Regions from separate parts of the Homo sapiens genome. Here region 2 is linked to region 1. The links are chromatin loops, found by intact Hi-C in ENCODE. Cell type or tissue: Caco-2. All regions are shown on one strand. Each heading gives the region's core, and the rest is flanking DNA. Links, peaks and the distances in the headings are about the cores only. Region 1 holds the start of PBX1-AS1 (PBX1 antisense RNA 1). Region 2 has its middle 65 kb from the start of PBX1.

Evidence for each region. Peaks named below come from ENCODE experiments on the same cell type or tissue, not always from the same donor. Only the 100,000 strongest peaks of a DNase experiment are listed, where the experiment ranks them.
Region 2: a loop joins it to region 1, with 2.0 times the contacts of the local background. A loop is called at or near these places in 2 of 110 quality-filtered maps.

Annotation. Positions count from the first base shown.
Region 1 is chr1:164,765,753-164,777,437 of GRCh38, reverse strand. All of the region lies in intron 2 of PBX1 (PBX homeobox 1), which reads right to left. PBX1-AS1 (PBX1 antisense RNA 1) reads left to right here and starts at 2,797. Exons shown (of 4, transcript NR_038072.1): 1 at 2,797-3,009; 2 at 5,861-7,111; 3 at 7,322-7,579; 4 at 8,082-8,322. In Caco-2, for the core only: no CTCF peak of the experiment used is centred there; DNase peaks (open chromatin) are centred at 4,577 and 5,547.
Region 2 is chr1:164,488,812-164,500,496 of GRCh38, reverse strand. No RefSeq gene overlaps it. Among named protein-coding and RNA genes, the nearest start is that of PBX1, 65 kb to the left of the region's middle. In Caco-2, for the core only: no CTCF peak of the experiment used is centred there; no DNase peak of the experiment used is centred there.

The DNA of each region.
Region 1 (11,685 bases), core at 2,521-10,520:
TTGTTGTTGTTGTTTGAGGCAGGGTCTCACTCTGTAGCCCAGGGTGGAGTGCAGTGGCCAGATCTTGGCTCACTGCAGCCTCCGCCTCCCGGGTTCAAGCGATTCTCCCACCTCAGCCTCCCAGGTGGCTGTGACTACAGGTGCGTGCCACCATGCCTGGCTAGTTTTTGTATTTTTAGTACAGACGGAGTTTTGCCATATTGGCCAGGCTGGTCTTGAACTCCTGGCCTCAACTGATCCTCCCAAAGTGCTGGGATTACAGGCATGAGCCACCATGCCCAGTCCCTCCTGAGATTATTTCAAAGATGCTAAGGTGAATTTCAAGGTGTGGTTTTCCGAAACTATTATTCTGTTGACGGCCAAGCATTTATTCAGTTCATATGTAGGGAGAAGAAAAAAAGCTTCCATTACTTGTACCTCCATCTTCTGGATGGCAGCCCCCCGCCCCCCCACACCTCCTCTCTCTCTCTCTCTCTCTCTCTCTCTCTCTCTCTCCTCCCACCACACACACACACACACACACACACACACACACACAAATGTAAAACCACAAGATTTACTGCAGAGATTCAATATTAAATTTTAGCCCAGCCATACATACAATGACAAGCCATATGTACAATGACAAGTATACTAAGCTCACAGATTCATTAACCTCTTGAAATTAAAGAAGGGAAAGTTAATCATTGCACAGAAAAGAAATCTTTTATTGCTCAAGTTAGGCTTAAAACTTTGCACTTCTGTGTTTCCTTTTGGATATGTTCTAAGACTAGAAATTAAAGTCACTAGGAAAAGAAATCCCCCTTGGGGCACAATTCATCCATTTGGAGAATATGCTGATCTTTAAGGGACAAGTATTTCCCTAGAAAAGGCAAAGGGAAGAGAACACTTTAGATGAAAAACAAAGAGGACTCAAAAAGGAAAAAGAGGGGTGGGAATGGCAAAAGAAAAGAGGGAGATAACACTCAAGATATTTGTGGATCAAGAGGTATTATGTGGCCCAGATGTCTCAGCAGTGAGGACATAGCACAGCACCCCTTCCTTCTAAATCACATGCCACAGCCGCCCAGTACCCCTTCCAGAGCAGCTTTTCTGTTCTGCCTTTAGCTGGCCATGCCCTTTACACCTAAGGAACACCCATGTTTCTGGGGATGCGGATTCTCTGCTTCCTAGAAAGAAAGGCAAGAAAGGTACCTGGGAAGGAACCCACGTACAATGAGCTATGATAAATACCTAACAATTTATACCGCGCATTCAATCTAGGATAGGCTGCCTCTTCACTGAAATCTATTAATTATTCATACACTAAATCAAAGACCCATTCCTTGATTGGTTACTATGGGCCAGACAGGTAACGGTCACAGAAATGAAAGACAAAGTGCCTGCCCTAAAGGAAATGATAGTGTCATAGAGAAAAGCTGACAAACCGATTATTAGTATACAGAGATGTGGAGGAAGTTTACTCAACAAATGGCCTCAATTGTGATATCATCACAATTAAGCCTTTTGACATTCATCCTTATTTCCTTACTCCAGTGTAGACTGCCACATATTCAAATATACAAACAGACCCCAATGTATGCCCATGCAGCAGGTGACAAGGGCCAGGTGCTTGTGTTTACCTGTACTTGTTTCAGCACTCACCCCATCCTTACACCATTAAACCGAATAGCCATTTGTAGGGCTTAAACACTTAAAAGCCAGTATTAAGCAGAACCTCAGCTCTGCATCTGGGGACAAAATACCCCGCAAAAGGGATGGGAATCCTGAGAGTGCAGCCAGCATAAATCACGCCAACATCACTGGGCAGACGGTTATAACAAAATGCACTTCCTCCTCCATGAAGAGCAAGGGCTTCGTAGACTGCACCCAAGCCACAAGCTCCACACCAGACCAGAGATGGGCTGGTAGGCAGAGGCAAAGGTGGTTTCAAGGCTTCTGTGGCTTTGAAGAAAACATCTTTGAGTGTGAGAAAGCATTCACATGGTCTCTGCGGGCATCCTTTCCCTGTGGTCGGGCACTCTTCAATCTGTGGCTGTTGATTTCACCACACACTCAACTTGTCCCGCCATAGTCCTCCCTAACGTAGCCCTAAAGACAAAAAGACCACTAAGATCGCCTTGCAAACCTAATCAGAATGTGGCAAGTCTGGGGCAGTGATCTTTCACTCTATGATCTTTGACAGTGGGTCCTAGGGGCAAAAGTCTCAGACTCTTAAAATCTTATCTGGCTCCTTCCGTTAACAGAGAAAAGTAAATATTTAGCCACCAGCACAGAGGTTGAGAGAAAAACAGCTGTAATCAACACTCCACTTCTCACCCCTCCCAGATCAGAGGTGAAGCCTGACACCCCTGACCCCTAAGCGAGCTTCCTCGGTGTAGCGAAGCACAGAGCCCAGCCAGCAATAATTCCACATATAAACAACTCTTGCTAGGCATGAAGCACACACCAGACAGTAATCAGCTTATCTAACAGAACAGGCCTCTTTTCCGAACGCAGAGGAGGATTAGCAGGCTTGAATTACAGCCGTGAAGTGTAATCAAGCCCTGGTGGACCCTGGCAAAGGCTACTGTATATTCCTGCTGGGCCATGGGTTGTTGGCACGATGTGGTGTACCTACAGGGGACGAACAGAAAATGCTTGAGATGGTAATTACACTGGGAGACAGCAGTTGAGAAATGGGGAAGAGCAAGTGTGGAGGGGAGAGAAATCAGATTCCAGCTGATGCCCACGTCCTCCACATCTTCCAGTCTTTGGAAAATCTTGAAGTTACTGGATTTGAACAGATTTTTCTGGCTTATTAAAAATAGAATATTGCCTACATCACATAAAGGGCAAACTCCGCCCTCACTTGGTCACAGAAGCAATTACAGCATTGTCTGTAGTACACAGCCCACGGCCTCTAACCACAGTGATGGGCACACTTGGTGATGTGCAACTCAGTGGGGCCTACAGGGTCCCAGCTGACATAGACATCACAAAGGAATTTGAACCAGGACTCAGAAATAGGTAGACAATTTTAAGAATTGTATCCTCACCTTGAAGATGCTAAAACCAACCAGATGGGGGTTTCCTTTTATACCTCCCAGATGGAGACTTCTCATTTCGAAAACTTGAGAGTCCAGCATTTAATGATATGCCTACAAAAAAGTCTCTACTTAGTGAATTCCATGAAAAAAGGCACTATGACTTTTGAATTTTTTGAAGCTTCCCAAAGAACCCTGTGCCTTGCTGAAAAAGAAAATTGTCTTATGTTAGGTTTATTTTTTTTTTATTCTGTCATTTATTTGTGAAGAACTTTCCTTAACATCCTATTCATAGCACCCCACTATGTAAAACAATTCAACAACTCATTAGCTTTCCCTTAAAGTAATCTTAGCCCCCTCTGAAGTTCCTCATCTATCTTGCCATCTATCCTTTTCTCTTACTCATATTTCTTAAAGATCAAAGAATTCAAAGTGGATATCACGTTAAAAAATTGCCTTCACTAACATGGGGAGTCGTAGAAAAATAGCTTCCTGGCTTTCTTAAGTTCTGGGCCTCTTGAGGCAGATCCACTGCGTTAACACTGCAAACACGCTTCCTTCTCTTCAGTCAAATCTCTCCCCAGCTAACTCTTCTAATACCAGCTTTCCAATGCCTTCCCAACACCCAATCCTTTCCAGTACACTTGGAGAGAGCAGAGACTCCAGGTGACATCATGAATCCCCTCTAGAGATGATCCATGGGTGAAGAGAGAGTCATGGCCCATGCAGTGTGGGGTACGGTTGAGGGCTCTGAAATGTGCCACAGGCCGCTCGTCCTACCAGTCCCAACCTATTCCTCACTAGCTTATCCCTTAAGACACATGTCCCCAAAACCACTCTCCACATTTAATCACAGCATAGAAGCCTGAAAGCAGTGATCTTTCACGCCATAGTCTTTGACAGGGAACTCTTAAGGCCAAAACTGCCAGACTCTCAAACAACTGATAAGTGCATAAACCTAATTTTCAAAACAATTTAATTGACTACAGTCTGATTGCTGGTACACATGAAGATATACCGTGTGTCAGCAGTGTTTGAAATAGGAATGCTGAGCTGAGTGTGAGTGGGTCACTCAATTCAGTCTATCAGGTTACGATCTGACAGTGGAAGGCAAGAGACAGCATATCAAGAAAAACTCTGTGTGTGTGTGTGTGTGTGTGTGTGTGTGCGCGTGTTACCTATATGCAAGAGCTGGAAAATAGAAAAGAGCTCTGATGAGTGACATGGAGCTGAAGATCCTTTGCGAGAACTTTAAATTCATTCCAAAATGCAACCAAAATAATTACAGTATTCAAAATTGTGCCACCAGTACAGAGGGCTGAGAACAACTGCTCTTAGTGGGACAAAGCCACAAAATGCAAGAAGGAACCAAAATCTACCAAGAATTACCTTGGAGATGAGTTAAGCTGATCTGGCCTTATGATAGTTCTGATAGCCAAGGAACAGGTCAGGGCTGGAGCCCAGAACTGGATATGGTCATATCTGAGAAATCAGACACTCAAGAGTAGGAGTCACCTCTCTGGGTCTGAGTCAGCAGGCACCTCCCGCCTCTGACAGGCCTAACCACTTATCATGAGCCAGGCATGCACTCAGGGTAGCCTAAATGCTAAGTACTGCCAGCAATGCTCAGACTCTTAGCCAGCCGTGGAGGTCTTCTCTGGGGCCACCCAACTATCCTTTCAGACCTCATTCTGATATCTCTGCCTGAAAAAGCACGCGGGGCAGCAATAGTCCCCAATCACTGTCCCTTTTAAGGTGTAAGGAGGACAGGGCAGGGGAGTGGGCTGTCCTAGTCCCTTTCAGGGGCTATACTCCAAGCCACAAGTCTGGTTTCTATTACAATTTTCCAAATTGATATGTGATCCTGGTGACAACAGTCACTCTCTGCACTGGAGTGTGTTAGCACCATCTGTAAAATGGGCCACTTGCCTTTCTTTTTCCAGACCAGTTGTGAGTTTTATAAACATACTCGTGGCAAAGCCCTCTCAAATTTATTTTCCTATGTGATATCTGATATGGCCCCATCAAACAAGCACACTTTTAGAGTGGCTTGTCAGAGTTGGTAAACGGTGTTGCACCTTTGGCTAGGATTTAAAATGCCTGAAAGGGGTTTAAACCACATGTTCTTTTAAAGATAGAGAAAATTTCACTGCTGTACCCCAAGATCTAACGGCAAAGAATTTTGGTGTAGTAAATCTGCTATATGTTATGCACTGTGATGGAAAGTATTTCATAATTACAAGGTGTTGTTGCTACAGGAATCTTTCTTTTGCATTTCCTGTCTGTAGCTAAAATGGATTTTGCAGCAGATCTTTGGATAAAAGCTATCAGGTGCTTTCCTGAGAAAGGATGAACAGACAAAGGACAGCTGGAATTCTTGGGGCAGGATTTTTTTCCCCCCTATTCTTGGGGTAGGGCCCACACTTGAATTCAGCTCTATCTTCCCTTACAAAGATCTCGGTTTCTACATTCCATTCTCCTTCCCTCATGTTTGCCCAGCCCCCCTTCCGGCCTGGAGGCCCAATCTCGATCTCAGACAGACAGGTCTGGCGGGGGCAGATGGGTAATTTTTCCTTTCAGCTTTAATGGCTGCTATTAACAATAAGTTGCCCTGCCCTACTAATGGCTCAACTTTCAGCTTTTTTCTGATTGCCTATGAGTAACACTGTGTCACATGAGCTGTGTTTAACAGAGGTGTAATAAATGCCAAAGAAAAAATATTACCCAAAATAAAAAATAGTTTGTCCCAGTGTGGCTGGGATCTCATGACTCGCAACAATGTTCAGTTCAGCTTCCAGCGCAATTTCTATTTGCATTCTTTTTTTTTTTTTAAGGGTCTCTGGGTGCTTTAAAAAAGCTGTTTAAGAGAAAAAGCAGAAAGACTGTAGTGATTGTCAAGTGCAAGGAGTTCTGCATTCCAGACAAACAAATGCAGTGTGCAGACAACAGACAGAGCGGCAAGGGAACCCCCTCAGCACAAGGGGACGGCGGCAGATAGGCAAAAAGGTAATTACTACATGTCTGCCTTTCATGAAAGGCAGCCACCCTCCTTGGTGTGGCTTGGAACTTCAATTCTGGCTACCAGGATACAGAGGTGGAGGAAGAGAAGGCTGAACACCACCCCCGTCTCCCAACACACACCCTCGAGGCAAGAAAGATATCAAGTTCTCATTTTGTTGCAAGAAAACTACATTCTCCTTTTGATAATAAGCAAAAAAATACTTCTACATTTTTCAAATAGTACCTGGTCGGAACTGTTCCAAACCCAGAGAAAAAAGCAATAAACACTGAAATCCCCTGGCGGTCTCTGAGTTGAAGATGTAGGCAGGAAGTATTCCATATCTTCAAGGTTTTTAGGGAGAAGCAAGAAAACGGTAGAGGAAGGGTAGAGGAGGCCTCCCAGGAGGCCTGGGAGTGAAGTGTACCCATCCTATGAAAGCTGGAACCTTTAGGAAACAGAATCAGGAGAATGCTGACTTTAAATTTAAATTACCTTGCTGAAAAGGATTGGCCCAACACAGGACAAGCAGCAGTCTTTGGAATGAATGCATCTTTTACTGACCTATGCCTCTCTTTCAGAGGTCACGGCTGTCTTCACCCTCTTCTTTGCATGTATCTCAAGCCTATGTAATTAACACCAATATTTTTACTCACATCTGAGAAAGGAGACCAAGGGCATCAAAAGACATGGCAGTGCTGGGACTTGGCTTCAGAAATGCACTTTGCTCAAGGAAATTCTCTGAGCCGCCAGTACAAACAGTTAGAGACGGTGATGCACTTCAAAAGTTATAGCAGAAAATAGAGATGAGCCAGTAAGATAACTGCATAATTGCACCCTATAGGAGAAGATCCTTAAGGGGAAAATGATGGACCCCCATAGATACAGAACAGCTAAGGCATCATGCTGCAAGACATCCCAGCAATGAAAACTGAAGAAGAGAATGGCACTAGCCTGCAATGGTCAAGAAGGGAAGGAAGTGTTCACCCAAGCGTGAGGCTGAGGAGTTGGAGCACAGAAGGTGACACTGATTATGAAGATTTCCCAACAAAGAGCTGGCTACAGTGAAAAGAGCCCTAGTTTTCAAGTGAGAGATGTCCTTGGTCTGCCACTCTTGATCTTTGTAATCTTGGGAAAGTCACTCAACTTTATCTATAAAGAGCAGAGATGGGTCTGGGAGGGCTAAGACACGGACCTGGAAAACAAGCATTCTCTAAAAAGGCAGAGATAGTCAGATAGCCTTTGAATATCAATTTAGACTTCTTTATTTTGATAGTATTTTATACCTTCCCAACAGCTTTCATTTTATCTCACCTACATTGTCTATGCTGACCCACACATCAAGCTTCAGAAGTAGATCCTGGATGCCTATTTTTTAGGAAAATAAGTTCAAAGTTACAGCTTACGCAAGTGCAGTTCTTCAATGTCCATGCTCTTTGCACTACCCTGGGCTTACACCAGGAATTCAGATAAGCATGGACTGTCTGCTTATGTGCAGGGATGTACTGGTCTCAAGTCAGTTACCATCTGAAAGCTAAAAAAAGGGAGTCAAAAGGTAGGTAACTGGAATAGGTGCAGGCAAGCAGAGAGAAAGTGTGGGAATCAACATGAGCACTGACTTTTTTTATAGACCAAAATGGAGTAAGGGCATGAGGGCAAGTGACTGGAACCAAGTTCCTTTTAGTACTATAGAGTTTCATCACTTATATATAAGTTATTCATAAATGATTTGGTGCCACAGTAATAAAAGTTGGCTCAAGGTCCACATTTGCCATGCTCCCTAGATTTCCAACTCCAACTCAATCTTCCTGGTTATGATGGTGTCATTCCCATTTGTACAGCACACACAAGACCTCATCTGGTCCTTACAACAGCCTTAGGAGAGGACTGGTTCTACCGGGCCCATTTAATAAATGTCAAAGTGAGACTTCATCATGTGAAGGGCAGAAAAGAGTGCATGTCTCAGGGGCCTTCATTAGGGGCAAGGTGCTTTCCCCACTTTATGTATAGCATCTTCTGGACCTAAGTCTTCTCTTGTGTCACACTTTACCCTGCAGGACCACAAAGATGAAGCCACTTCTGACACCAAAGGAAATGTGTCTTCTGCTCACCTTTGTAGGGGCCAGGAAAGAAAATGTACCCCAAGTACAGATCCATAATTTGGGGCCAGAGTCTCATTTGACCCCTGTGAGATTCTTCATGATCCACTCTAAAGCTTTAAGCCACCAAATTCGATGTATTTATAAGGGAGTCAAACCACATCACATGTGCAAGTTCAAAGAATCTGATGTTCGAATCAATTTGAATGGCTGGCCTGCCTTCCTTCTTTCCTTCTTTCCTCTTTTTTTTTTTTCTTTTTGAGACAGAGTCTCACCCTGTTGCCCAGGCTGGAGTGCAGTGGTGTGATCTCAGCTCACTGCAACCTCCGCCTCCTGGGTTCAACCAATTCTCATGCCTAAGCCTCTAGAGTAGCTGGGGGATTACAGGCGTGTGCCACCACACCCAGTTAATTTCTGTATTTTTAGTAGAAACAGATTTCACCATATCGCCCAGGCTGGGCTTGAACTACTGGCCTCAAGTGATCTGCCTGCCTCAGCCTCCCAAAGGGCTGGGATTACAGGCGTGATGAATGGATTTCTTAATGAGAGTTTTCTTATCTCACACAAGTAGGTTGACAACATTCCAGGTCCATGGTGGGGAGATGAGGCAGAGTGGATTGGGTACACTGGGTAGAAAGAGATGATATGCTTCTCTGTCAATTATTGTCTTCTTCCGCTACACTCAGCACAAGGCAACTGTTCTTGCTGGCTGGAACCATTCTATCGGGAACCACTGGGTTTCACACAATGGAAAGCCGTTGCAATCTATAAATCCAAGTCACATTTCCGAAACATTTAAGGGAGCAAAAGCAAAGTTATAAAGCAGTGCTCAGCCTCCATGAGGACCCAGAGAATGTTAATAGTAGGGTCTCCCCTCTTGATGATTGGGTTCCTGCAAGGTTGAGGGGCTGGATTGCTTTGCAGGCCCTGTGCCCCTCTGTGTCCTGGGCTTCTTGTGTTGGAATTCAGAACAGGATGGGTAGTCTGGTGTGTGGGAAGAATACAAGCTTGGACTTAGAATTCAAGCCTTAAGTCCCAAGCTAGCACTTATTGTCTGGGAGGCCTTGGATGACATCTCAGAGCTTGTTTCCTCAACTGTAAAATAAAGCCGGCTGTACTTGCTGTCTGCAGTTTTGCTGAGCCCCTAGCACATGGCTGGTGTGAAATCAATGTTAGGTTTTTTTTACTCCCTTTTCATGTCCCTTCAGATAATATGATTCGAAAGAGTACTATATTTTGGCTTAGCCTCTCTCTGAATGAGAAAAGTTGTTTTCGTTAAGTAGGCACATCTACTGATGTGGAAAAAAAAAAAGTATATATGGAAAGACCAAAAAATATCCTCCCTTTTCAGAAGATGTAGAGTTAAACCACATTCTGGTTCAACAACATGAGTCCTTCATTTGAAATCTTGTTCTATTTAAATACCCTGTGGTTTTTAGTTGCAATTTCATGTTTTGCTTAATTGTCCAGAGTGGCAGATGTGATTTTTGTGTAAATTTCTATCCCATCTGTTTTTCTGTGCCAGAAATATATGTGGAAGGTACTGGGACCTCTACATAAGAATGAGCCTTATCTACACTTATAATAATAAACTTATAAACTTGAAAATGAACCAAATCTGAGTTGGCAGTGAGTACAGAAAGCCTTTTTTTTTTTTCTTTTTTTGATGTTTGTACTACCTCCCACTTTTACATCCTCCCCTTTGCTCCAAATCAGAATTCTTTGGGGATGACTTATCAAGAGATATTTTTCCTTGTGCAACTGAGAGTTAACACGTTCCTGGTACTTAGGAGTAGAGTGCAGTTGGACGCAGAAAGCCATATCCAATCCATATCCTGTCCACTCCTCCTCTCCGGGCCCCGCACATGTATATGCCTCCAGCGCACTCTCTGATAAAATTTCTAGGATAAAAAGGTATTCCTTGTATTCTAAACCAAAGCACTGGCTTTGTGAGCATGAGACCTGTGTGGAACCCCAGGGCCCCTCATGCAGAAGGACCCCGTGTTTGGTTTCATGCTCTGATGACGCCATCTTGAAATACTTAATTTTTGAATGAAGAGTTGACATTTTCCTTTTGTACTGGGACCCACAAATTATATAGTCTGCCCTGCCTCAGAATGTATTGTTTGTATTAAGAACTATTTTGTAAAGAGTGAACAGACATAATTAAAACAGAATAAGCAGGTCACAGTTAAGGCATATTCTCTTTTGCAATAGGTCCAAATGGACCTTGGAATCTAGCTTTATGACACTTCCTGAAAATGTGTTATAGGTTGCAAAGAAAAAAAAAACAGGATAAAAGCTCACACCTGTAATCCCAGCACTTTGGGAGGCTGAGGCGGGCGGATCACGAGGTCGGGAGTTCGAGACCAGCCTGACCAACATCGTGAAACCCCGTCTCTACCAAAAATACAAAAAGATTAGCTGGATATGGTGGTGCGTGCCTGTAATCCCAGCTACTCAAGGAGGCTGAGGCAGGAGAATCGCTTGAACCCGGGAGGCAAAGGTTGCAGTGATCACACTACTGCATTCCAGGCTGGGTGACAGAGCCAGACTCTGTCTCAAAAAAAAAAAAATAAATAAATAAATAAATAAAAGAAAAGGAAAGAAAAGAAAATTTCTGGAATACAACCCATTTGTAAACTGGAAGCCATTGATAAGGAATATAAAACTCTAGAAAAAGCCTTTATTTTTTATCCAAACTTGGAATCAGAGGGCGTGGGATAAGGCCAAGTCTCTGCTTCTCACTAGCTGTGTGACCATGAGCAAGTGTCCTGCTGCTTCTCTCTCAGCATGAGAGTCTTTTATTTATTTCCTCAGGAGCCCTTCCTAGGGCACAATATGTGTAAGGGATGGTACTTGATTGGTGTTCCTCATAGGTAAAGCAGGGGTGATGATGATTAATAACAATAATAATGGAAGTGAGAGAAAATAGAAATAAGAAAATAAAGTGCTCTGGAAACTGTAAAGTGCCAGGCAGATGTTACTCTTCTTAAATCTGTAATGATGACACTTTATGTTTCTACAATCACTGCTCAGTCCAGCTGTTTCTCTCAAGTCTTCCTTCCAGCCTTCCATGCAGCCACATTTAAACTGTCCTTCTAGATTCCCTTCACCCTAGCATATACTAATCTCCCCCTTCTCAGCTTCTGGATTTTGTGCTTGAATGATGTCATACAGTTATTCAGTTTCTGTTGTCACCCAAGTCACAAATTTATTAAATATCATCATGGCCATCAGCTGCTGCATGTACTGCTTTTCTGATTGCCAAATGAGAGTTACCCATCCAAGGGCAGGGACCATATTTTACCCTTCTTTTTTCCCCCAACGGCATTTAGAACTTTGCTAGGGGCATGGTACATGTTCATAAATATTTTTTAATTTATTCAAACAAGGTTAGCAGAGTCAGTGAGGATAGTGCATAAAGCCACCAGCTATGATTTCACATAACAGTATTTTAAGGGGCATTTCACACCCTGACAGAATGAGAGTATCTGACTCACAGTGACACAAGTTTCCATGGTACCCTGGAAACTGGATGGTTTTATAATGAGACAGACCT
Region 2 (11,685 bases), core at 1,173-9,172, 280 kb after region 1:
ATCTCCTGGTCTATGAGTTGAGAAGGTGTGGGAAAAGCATAGTATCTGGACCTAAATGCACCGCTCCTCACGGCACCATCCCTCAGGGCTTCCCTTGGCTAGGGGAGGGAATTCCCTGATGTCTTGTAGTTCCCAGGTGAGGTGACACTCCACCTTGCTTCAGCTTGCCCTCTGTGGGCTGCACCCACTGTCTAACAACTCCCAATGAGATGAGCTGGGTACCTCAGTTGAACATGCAGAAATCACCCGCCTTCTGCATTGATCTTGCTGGGAGCTGCAGACCAGAACTGTTCCTATTTGGCCATCTTGCCAGCCACCTCAATCATCCCATTTTTTCTTTTATACCATATTTTTTACTGTATCTTTTCTATGTTTAGATAGGTTTAGATACACAAATAGTTATTATTGTATTACAATTGCTTGAAGTATTCAGTCCAATAACATGCTTGTACAGGTTTGTAGCCTAGTAGCAACAGGCTATACCACATAGCCTCGGTGTGTAGTAGGCTATACCATCTAGGTTTGTGTAAGTACACCCTCTGATGCTCACGCAATGAAGAAATTGCCTGATGACACATTTCTCAGAACATATCCCCATCATTAAGAAATACATGACTGGCTGGGCATGGTGGCTCATGCCTGTAATCCCAGCATTTGGGAGGCTGAGGCGGGCAGATCACCTGAGGTTGGGAGTTCAAGACCAGCCTGACCAATGTGGAGAAACCTCGTCTCTACTAAAAATACAAAACTAGCCGGGTGTGGTGGCACATGCCTGTAATCCCAGCTACTCAGGAGGCTGAGGCAGGAGAATTGCTTGAACCTGGGAGGCGGAGGTTGCAGTGAGCCAAGATCACGCCATTGCACTCCAGCCTGGGCAACAAGAGCGAAACTCCATCTCAAAAAAAAAAAAGAAATACATGACTGTACTTAATGGGCTCAAATCCAATTTTCACAAGCATATAAGAATCAGAATCCCTCTTCTTCTTTTCTTTTTTTTTTTTTGAGGTGGAGTCTCTGTCACCCAGGCTGGAGTGCAATGGCGCAATCTTGGCTCACTGTAACTTCTGCCTCCTGGGTTCAAGTGATTCTCCTGCCTCAGCCTCCCAAGTAGCTGGGATTACAGGCGCCCGCTACCACACCCAGCTAATTTTTGTGTTTTTAGTAGAGACGGGGTTTTGCCATTTTGGCCAGGCTAGTCTCGAACTCCTGACCTCACGTGATCCTCCTGCCTCGGCCTCCCAAAGTCCTCTTTGCTTTTAAGACATCATTATTCATTTTTACTTAAGAAGGCTTGGATTAAGCAATCTCTCCAAGACCATACTGCTAGGAAGTAACTGAACTGGGATTTGAAACAAGAAGTCTAACTCCATGAATGATGCTCTCTCTCTGTCTAATCCAGATCAGATTTTTAAAAAGCTGATTAGATCACCCCTGGGGACAAGATTGTGCTTGGGGTCTGGGCCTGTTTACCTTGTTATGATAAGCCCCTTAATGGCTTTGGTGTGAACTGGGAAAACACAACTAACAGTCATCCTCCCAGTGATGCTGGGCCCCAAACGCTAGCATCAGGATGTGGCATACTGCCAACAGCATTACCTCTAGAGCAGGGGCACCCAAGTGCAAATCCAAGCTCTGACTATGAACAGTGGATAACCTTGAGAGAATTAATTTATTTCTTTGTGTTCCGTAAAGCAAAATCAGAATAGGTCACCCAACTTCTACAAAGGTTATTGAAAGTATTAAATTATTTAATATACATAAAATGCTTAGATTGGTACTTTGTACAGAGTAGATGTTAGATAAAGTTTAACTACTACTACTGTTATTCTCTCTCCACTCTTTTCTCAATCCACATGTAGCACAAATATTCTCAGGAACTGCTTAGGATCATTTGCTTTAAGAGTGGCCAAGAGCTGTAGTTAGAAGTCCAGATACCAAGCTGTCTTCGCCCTATGTCTCTAAGACTAGTCCACAATGGGCAGCAAGGGCAGGAGTCAAACCCACCTGGCTGTCTCTACTCACATCCCTTTCTGTTGTACCATCAGAAGCAGTCTAGGATAGCAAATGCTTTTGAGTGGCTATGTTACCCAGCTCCCTTTAGGCAAGGATCTTACTTTTTTTAGTCCTACTGGTGGTTCTAAGGTTATATGAAATAAATAATCTAGCATTTTATTTTGTCTCATGGAATCTTGTGATATTTAGGGGTATAGGAAAGTGCCCCGACTCTCTTGTTACTTCTCCTTGTTGATCATTGATGGCTTAGGTTCTTATCAGAGGAAGGAAGGAAACTCATGGAATATTGTCCGTGGGCCAGGCATTATTCTAGGCGCTTAATGTACGTAATCTCTTTACATGTTTGTAACAACCCTATTAGGTGGACACTATTATCCCTGCTTTACTGTAAGGAAAATGAAGTTCAGGTTATACAACGTCCCCAGTCACTATGGTCACAGAGCAACTAAATAGCTGAGCTGGGATTTGAAATGACATTGATCTAACTCCGAGTATGAGGCTCTCACTCTACTTTTATGAACAAAATTTTATTTTATTACACAATTAGAACTAAACTGAAAATGCAAATGTCATAGGGAGAGGTAACACTGATATATGTTCATATTAGAGGACAATATTGCCATTAGATCTTTCCTTGAAAACAGACTGATAAGAGAGAGCCGAGGACAGAATATGCATGCCAATAAGTAACATACAGAAAGTGAGTGGAGGAGAGAAAACGGAGGAGCAAAGTGTGGAGAAGTGTATTAGTTTTCAATTGCCACTGTAACAAATTATCATGAATCTAGTGTCCTAAATGACACAAATTTATTATCTTTCAGTTCTGTAAGTCAGAAGTGCAACAGGGGTCTTGTCAGGCTAAAACCTGGTTGTTGTCAGGGCCAAGTTTCTTCCTGTAGGCTCTAGGGCAGAATTCATTTCCTTGCTCATTGAGGTGTCAGAATTGAGTTCCATGGGGTTGTAGGACTGAGGTCCCCCATTTCCTTGCTGTTTCTCCCTGATCCTTGCAAATGGCCCCTGCTTCTCAGCACCAGCAGTGAGGTGTTGAATCCTTCTCATGCTGCCAGCTTCAAACTAATTTTTTTTTTTTTTTTTGAGACAGAGCCTTACTCTGTCACCCAGGCGGGAGTGCAGTGGCACAATCTTGGCTCACTGAAACCCCTGTCTCCTGGGTTCAAGTGATTCTCCTGCTTCAGCCTACAGGGTAGCTGGGATTATAGGCCACCACGCCTGGCTAATTTTTGTATTTTCAGTAGAGATGGGTTTCACCGTGTTGGCCAGGTTGGTCTCAAACTCCTGGCCTCAAGTGATTTGCCCGACTCGGCCTCCCAAAGTGCTGGGATTACAGGTGTGGGCCACCACGTCTGGCCTCCAGATTCTTTTTTTTTTTTTTTGCCTTTGTTTGTCACATATCTGTGACCCAGCTGGAAAGGTTATCCACTTTTAAGAGCTCATGTAATTAGATTGGACCCACTCAGAAAAGCAAGAATAATCCCCCTATCTCGAGGTTCTTACCCTTAGTCACATCTGCAGTCTTTTTTTAAATGTAAGGTAATGTATTCCGGGTTCTGGGTGTTAGGGCATGGACAACTTTGTGGGGAGGCATTAATCTGCCTACTGTAACAGGAGTACCTGGGGTCACCCACAAACTGCCTGTCTCATAGCTTTGCCCTCGGTCTCCTGGTCTTGGGCAATAGGGTTTTGCTAATTCTCCCATGTTGTTCTCTTCAATGGATCTGAAAGTTCAGGATAAAGATGAAGGAGTGGGAAGCTCTGAGCTGCTAATAGACAGATCCTGACCTACCTCCAAAGGGTTTTTGGCCTACTAGCTTTCCCAGTGTCCCTTTAAAGCAATTTGTAGTCTGTTATCCTGTATCATTAACCTAATTAGTGTAATTGCACCCAATTACGTAGTCAGTGTAAATACATGAAGAATCCCACAATTAGACGATGTAATTAGGTAATTAATAGATGACGTGGGAAAAAAATCCATAGAAAGCATTCTGAAATGGACATGGCGCCTGCATGAAGCAGGCAATTTGCTAACTTCAGCATCTCAGCCAACTCCCTCTGTTCAGGAAGAGAGATCCACAAATTAATTGGAATCCAGCCATAAAACTCTTGCTCTAAAAACTCCTGCTATCTTGTATCAGATCTTTCCACCCCCAATTTTATAAATATATGGCCAGGTTCTCTCTCTATGCTGCTCTTGGGAAGAGAAACTTCTCCCACGGAGCTGAGTAGGATAAAAAAATCTGGTTCAGTGTAAACCAGATTTGATACTATGTCTATAGATAGAATGAGACTGTCATTAAGGCCATGTCTGTATGACTGAAATAACCAGACTGCACCAGAGACAGAGCTGGGCTGCTTAGTTGACAGTCTTACCAGCTGATTCACATGGAGGCAAAGTCTGTCTGAACATAGGCACATATTTCTTCAGCAGACGCTACGGATCTTGGGAGCTCATGCAGAAAGAGGGTTGGTCCAAATGTCCTGCCAATTCCTTCTCCAAATATAACTTCAGTTTACCCACTTGTTTCTGCCTCTGTGGTCATGCCCCTAGGTCCAGCCATTGGTGGGTTTCTCACTTGATCTATAGTAGCAGCATCCTGACTGTTCTCCTTGCATTTATTCTTACCCTTTTTCCAATCTATTCTCCTCCAGAGCCAGAGAGGTCTTAAGATCACTTCAATCTGTTGCTTAAAACTTTTTTTATGAGAAAACCTATGTCCTTTTTTTTTTTTTTTTTTGAGATGGAGTCTCGCTCTGTTGCCCAAGCTGGAGTGCAGTGGCATGATCTCTGCTCACTGCAACCTCCACCTCCTGGGTTCAAGCGATTCTCCTGCCTCAGTCTCCCAAGTAGCTGGGACTACAGGCGTGCACCACCACACCCTGCTAATTTTTGTATTTTTAGTAGAGACAGGGTTTCACCATATTGGTCAGGCTGGTCTCAAACTCCTGACCTTGTGATCCGCCCGCCTCGGCCTCTGAAAGTGCTGGGATTACAGGAGTGAGCCACCGTGCCCGGCTTTTTTTTTTTAGACATCTTGCTCTGTCGCCCAGGCTGGAGTGCAGTGGCGCGATCTCTGCTCACTGCAAATTCCACCTCCTGGGTTCAAGTGATTCTCCTGCCCCTGCCTTCGAGTAGCTGGGATTACAGGCATGTGCAACCACACCCAGCTAATTTTTGTATTTTTAGTACAGACAGGGTTTCGCCATGTTGGCCAGTCTGGTCTCGAACTCTTGATCTCAGGTGATCCGCCTGCCTCGGCCTCCCAAAGTGCTGGGATTACAGGCGTGAGCCACTGTGCCCGGCCTACCCCTTGTCTTTTACTGCCTAAATCCATTCATTCTCTGGGCCCATAATTTCTTAGAGAAACTTTCTTTTTTTTTCTTTTTGAGACGGAGTTTCGCTCTTGTTGCCCAGGCTGGAGTACAACGGCACTATCTCGGCTCACCGCAACCTCGACCCCCTGGGTTCAAGTGATTCTCCTGCCTCAGCCTCCCAAGTAGCTGGGATTACAGTCATGCACCACCACACCCGGCTAATTTTGTTTTTTTTTTAGTAGAGACAGGGTTTATCCATGTCGGTCAGGCTAGTCCCGAACTCCTGACCTCAGGTGATCTGCCTGCCTCGGCCTCCCAAGTGCTGGGATTACAGGCGTGAGCCACCGCGCCTGGCCGTCCTTAGAGAAACTTTCTATCATCTCTTAAATTAAAACATTTCCTCATTACAATCTCCCATAACACATTTTACCTTTTCTTTCTGATTCATCACAATCTGTAATTCTGCATTTATTATCTACAATATTATTTTATGATCTGTGCCATTCACTAGATTATAAACTTCTTGAAGACAACTGTATGTTTGTTTTGTTCACCACTGAATCCCCATTATCTAGCACATAGTAGAAACTCTATAAATATTTGTGGAATGAATATTATGTTGAAAGTGGGAGAAAGTTATCATATCAATAGCAGGGGTCAGTCCAAGCCAGCAGAGTGAGAAGCTAAAAGGGTGCTCAGCTTCACAGACACAAACGAATAGCAACTGCAAGGTAGACTTATCCACTGAGCTGTGAGCACTGTCTCCACCTCATAAAAACAGCCTGAAACACTTGCTGTTTACATGCATTCCTTAGAGAAACATACTTGGAGAGAGAAGTCAGCTCCTTCCTCTCCTTCCAAATTTGGTTATAGAGTGAAAGACATGATCAAGTCTAAAATTTATAAATTGACCATAATAGGTTATTAACAAGGATCAAATTAGTAAATCTGCTAATTATGGCCATCTTGTTGGCCAACAGCTCCTGTGGAACGTGTTGCCTGGGCTCTGGAGCTATTACACAGCCGACTGAAACCAGTAAGAGAACATCTAACTTCTCCTCATTTACAGTTGTAATCAGACTTTGTCTTTTTTTCCCTCTTCTTTTAATTTTAGCTTCTTCCTTAGAGAGAGAAACCTATGCAGGTTTTGCTGTTGACCAAATGCAGACACATTACTAAATTGATTTTTACCTTTTGCCTTGCATTATACATCCTAGAAAAAACTAGCGGGGAGGTTGAGATAATACTTCATCTGGTGATGAAGAATCAGGTATGGGTTAGTCCTCATTATAAACAAACAGAAGGGTCAAAAAAAAAAAAAAGAATGAATGCTCTTTGTGGAAAGGTTATTCAAGGCACAAAAAGTAGTCAGTTTCTCTGTTTCCAAACTCAACCAAGCAAATCAAATGCAACATCAATTGGATTTTCTCTTTTTATTAGTTGAGTGCTATTGAATTTATAGTCATTTCTCTGATAAGCACTTGATCGTTCTGTAATAATTTCACTCATTCACTTATTTAATCTTTAACAAATATTTATTGAACACCTTCTACTTACTTGGGACTTTACTAGTCACTTGAAATGCATGAAATTCTCTTCTTAGCAATATGTCTTCTCTCCACGAAACCAGACCTCTGGGTCAGCTTTCCAAGAGCATTAAGAACCAAGACCATTTTCAGGAAGATAGATGGCTACATCTGGATTTACAATCTGGGCCAGAGAATACAGATGGCAAGTCTACTGGATTGGTATGACCAAGACAGATGCAGCCCCTCTCCTGCAGAACAGTCTAGCTAACAAAATAGGCCGCAAGTAATTCTAGTCCAGTGTAATGAGTATTACGCTAGGGGAAGCACAAGGTGCATGATAACATGTTTTAGGGAAATCTGACCTAGTCTAGGGCCTCAGGAAAGGCCTCTTGGAAAAACTGATATTTAAGCTGAGATTTACAAGAAGGGTAGGAGTGCAAGGTAAGGGATTGCCTGATATAATAGTGATTGCATATATATATGTATATTGTGTATATATATATATATACACACACACACACACACACACTTTTTTTGAGCAGAGGTGGGGAATATATGTTCAGTGAGAGTGATATTGTCATTGGGAAGGATGTTTAAGGATGTTCACAGACCTGAAGGTGAGAGGGTACATGGCATATTCATTGGATTGAATGGAAGAAGAGAAATATGACTGGATCATAGAGTTTTAGAGAATGAGTGCCTTTCCCCTGTCCCCAACAGGAGGCAGCTTCTTGGGGACAAAAAAGTTCCTATTTTGCATTTTATATGTAAACTGTGAAAAATACGTTGAGGAAGCTTTTTAGTGAATGTCCAAATGACTCAAGGCTATTCTGTGTGGTTTTTTAAAGAAGTTGAATTATGGAAGGAGGGTGCTGTAAGAAATTTCAAATGAGAATGATGGAGGGAAGCCTGTTACTCTCTGGCTTCTTCTACCAACCTGCCTTCTCCCTGCAAATCCATATCTCTGGGTCAGTCTCCCAAGGGCTGGAGTAACCAGCACCATTTTCAGGGAGATAGATGGCTACATCTGGGTTTATTGCCTGCACCAACAGGACACAGATAGTATGTCTGTTGGATTGGGCTGGCCAACCTCCACAGTGTGAGGCAGCATCAATGGCTCCAGTGGGATACCTACAGGCATATATATCGATCATAAATAATGTCTTAATGTCCTATAGTAGGTCATAAATCAAAGAGATTTCAAAATATCTTTCTCTCCGGTTTGTTCCAATGGGCTGCATTCTGGCTTGGAACTTTTCTTTTTAGGGTTAGAGCATGACCTGGCCCTCTTGCCCACTGCAGTTCAAATCCTTTTCTTAACCTCTGCTTCCACAGGGCTGGAGAGCTTATTATAACCATCTCTGTCTCTGTGCACACATCACTGGAATAACCAGAGTTGCAGAGCCTTCATATTTTGTCCCGTCAATACTTCATAAATACCCTGGTGGCTATTTGATGGGCTGCACTATTGTTTGCAAGTAAACTATTTTCCTCACTTTTAACATTAAGTATTACACAGATTTACAGAGTTTGAAAGAGCCTTATAGTTTATTAAATTTATCCCCTTCTTTGATCAACTGAAGCAGGAAAGAGAAAATGAGTTGCTCCAGCATATCCAGGCCTTTAAGAAGGAGTGACCCACCTGATTGGAGTTTGGAAGAAGGAACTAGTTATGCTTGGTTTAGTCCCTACTGAGTGGGTGTATTCTAGTTGGCTCTCTCATCATGGAGTGGGCTTCTTGGGATGAGCTGTGCCTCTGCAGGAGATGAGGAGGGGGCCTGAGGTTATCCATCTACCTGTGATTTGATGGGTAGGTTTAATTTCAGGATAAAATTCCAACTCATGTCCTTCAATCCAGCCTTTTATAAAGTTGATGTTTGATCCCCATCTGTCTAATTCCTGGGTCTATCTCTTACTGGTTCCAAAATCAGAAGGGAAAGAGGAATATTATTCCCTGGATACTCCTAAAACTCTACAAAGCGACTCTCTTTAACATTGGTGATCACATTAACATGCTGATCTTTATAACCTATCATTGCCGTGGCTTCAGCCACTGTTCCGACCCCTGTCCCTGACTCTAGCCCCACCACCACACTATCAGAGTGAGAGTTGCAAAAGAGGCAGATCCGTTTCCGGAGCGATTTAATGACTTTCCAGAAGTTCTTTTGAATTCCTGATTGTCTAGAGTTCCTGACATTTTACCATTGGTGATTCGTTATTTACATATCCTACATTTGTTTTCAGAAGGAATTTTCTTTTCTTTCTTTTCTTCTTTTTTTTTTGAGACAGAGTCTTGCTCTGTCATCCATGCTGGAATGCAGTGGCATGATCTCGGCTCACTGCAACCTCTGCCTCCCAGGTTCAAGCAATTCTCTGCTTCAGCCTCCTGAGTAGCTGGGATTGCAGGCACCCACCACCATGCCCAGCTAATTTTTTGTTTAGTAGAGACAGGGTTTCACCATGTTGGCCAGGCTGGTCTCGAACTCCTGATGCCATGATCCAGCCGCCTTGGCCTCCCAAAGTGCTGGGATTACAGTCATGAGCCACTGTGTTCACCCAGACTTTTCTTGATGCATATATTTTATCTGGCATCTTCATGTAGAATATTAGAGACGAAGAAGGATGGGTTTGGATTCAGATAGAAAAGATTTCAAATGTGATTCTCAGGTTCCTCACCTGAAAAATGGGTATGTGTCAACCAAAATAGGTCAGGCTATACTACAACAAAAAGGAACTCTATCATCTCTCTGGCTTAACACAACAAAGATTTATTTTTAATTCACACAAAGTTTGCAATTATCCTCTATGTGAAATTATTTTGCAGCAATACCATTTGGAAAAGTAGTCCCCTAAGTCATTATGGCAGAGGAAGGGGGAACTGTAGATTTGAGCACTGACAATTAAACACAAAAGTGAGACATGTCACTTCTGCTCACCTTTCTTTGTCCGTAACTAGTAACATGGCTGTGCCTAACTGCAAGGGAATGAGAAATTTTAGGCCTTTCTGTACAGAAGCTAGAGGACAACCAGATATTGGTGAAAATTAAGAATGCCACAGAAGAATAATTATATTTGTCCTATAAGATTGTTGTGGGAGTTAAATGGGATAATGTATGTATAATTGATGACACCTGCTGAGTGTCCTGTAAACTTTACCTAAATTTATGTAGCAGGGAAAGGTAGCAGCAGAGACTGCAAAGCCACACTGGAAGTTTTGGGAATCCAGAAAGGGTTGCATAAGTGACCTGAGTGCTCATGTATTTCACAGAAGGTAGGAAAGAGGCACATTGTCTTCACTTTATTCTTCTTCTCAGCCCCAGTTACCCCTCTTGGGCAATACAACACATTATGCTATGTGCACAAGCTGACCAAACCTCATTAGATGGTGAGGGACAGAGAGGACAATGAAATCTATGAATATGTTCTCCGTGTTTAGCACCATTCATATTGCATCACATCTATTTTCTTACCTAATCTTAACAGTGCTGTAAAAGAAGTTATATTTACCTTTGTTTTGCAGGTGAGGAAGCCACCTCTTACCTGCAAGGTAATGGGAATGTTAAGTTACCTTCTCATGTTCTGACAAGGGAGAGCTAATAAGTGTTGGAGCTGGGTTTCAATCCAGGCATCTCAGACTCCAAGGCTTTTAATTTTCCCACCATCCCAGGCTAGGCTGCCTCTCTCCACTCTGCCATCCTTAGCATAGCGCCTAGCACACACCAGTATGTGCTTGTGAAAGAGAGGTTACACAGTCAAACTCGGCCAACCTCAGTTCTGGAAGAAGCAAACTTTTTAGTTGTGCCCAGGACCATCCTGACAAGAGATGGCCATGGTTGTGTTTGGTTTGATGAGAAAACCTGACTTAATCATAGAACTCATTAACCAGAGGTTTTACATGTATGCTAATAATTACTCTTCTCAAGTTGGAAAACAGGGACTCTGAGAAGAAATGTGCAAAAACCTGGAATAAAACTTAGAACCCTTCATTCAATATATGCAGCTACTTTTGCCAAAGCTTTTCATTCCACAGCTTCTTTATGGGACAAACGGAGCTCAAAGTCGGCTTTATCTGATTACCATCCCTTTCCCCAATGACTTATTTTACCTTTGGCACTGGCGATATTTGTGGCTCTCTCCTTCCTGGTTCTTTTTTTTTTTTTTTTTTTTTTTTTTTTGAGACAGAGTCTTGCTCTGTAGCCCAGGCTGGAGTACAGTGGTGCCATCTTGGCTCACTGCAAGCTCCCCCTCCCCGGTTCACGCCATTCTCCAGCCTCAGCCTCTGGAGTAGCTGGAACTACAGGTGCCCGCCACCACACCCGGCTAATTTTTTGTATTTTTAGTAGAGATGGGGTTTCACCATGTTAGCCAGGATGGTCTCGATCTCTTGACCTTGTGATCCGCCCGCCTCAGCCTCCCAAAGTGCTAGGATTACAGGCGTGAGCCACCACGCCCGGCTCCTTCTCAGTTTTTAGGTCTCAGTTTAAATGTCATTTTTGCAGAAAGGCCTTTTCTGACCCCCTTTTAAAATGGGTCTCCTTTATTCCTTCTCAGAGGCTGAAAAACAACAGGTTATAGTCAGGCTGGCCTGCATTTGGGCCCACTCCTAACATTGCTAGCTTTGAGAACTTGGCCAATTATTTAAATTTTTCTGTTCCTTAATTTCTTCATCTGTAAAATGGAGAAGGCAGTAGCACATATTTCTTAAAATTGTAGGGGTATTCCTGTGAATTCACTTGGGGAAAAAAAAAGAAAAAAAAAGGATTGTAGGTTTGGTGAGTGTGATGGTTAACACTGAGTGTCAACTTGATTGGAT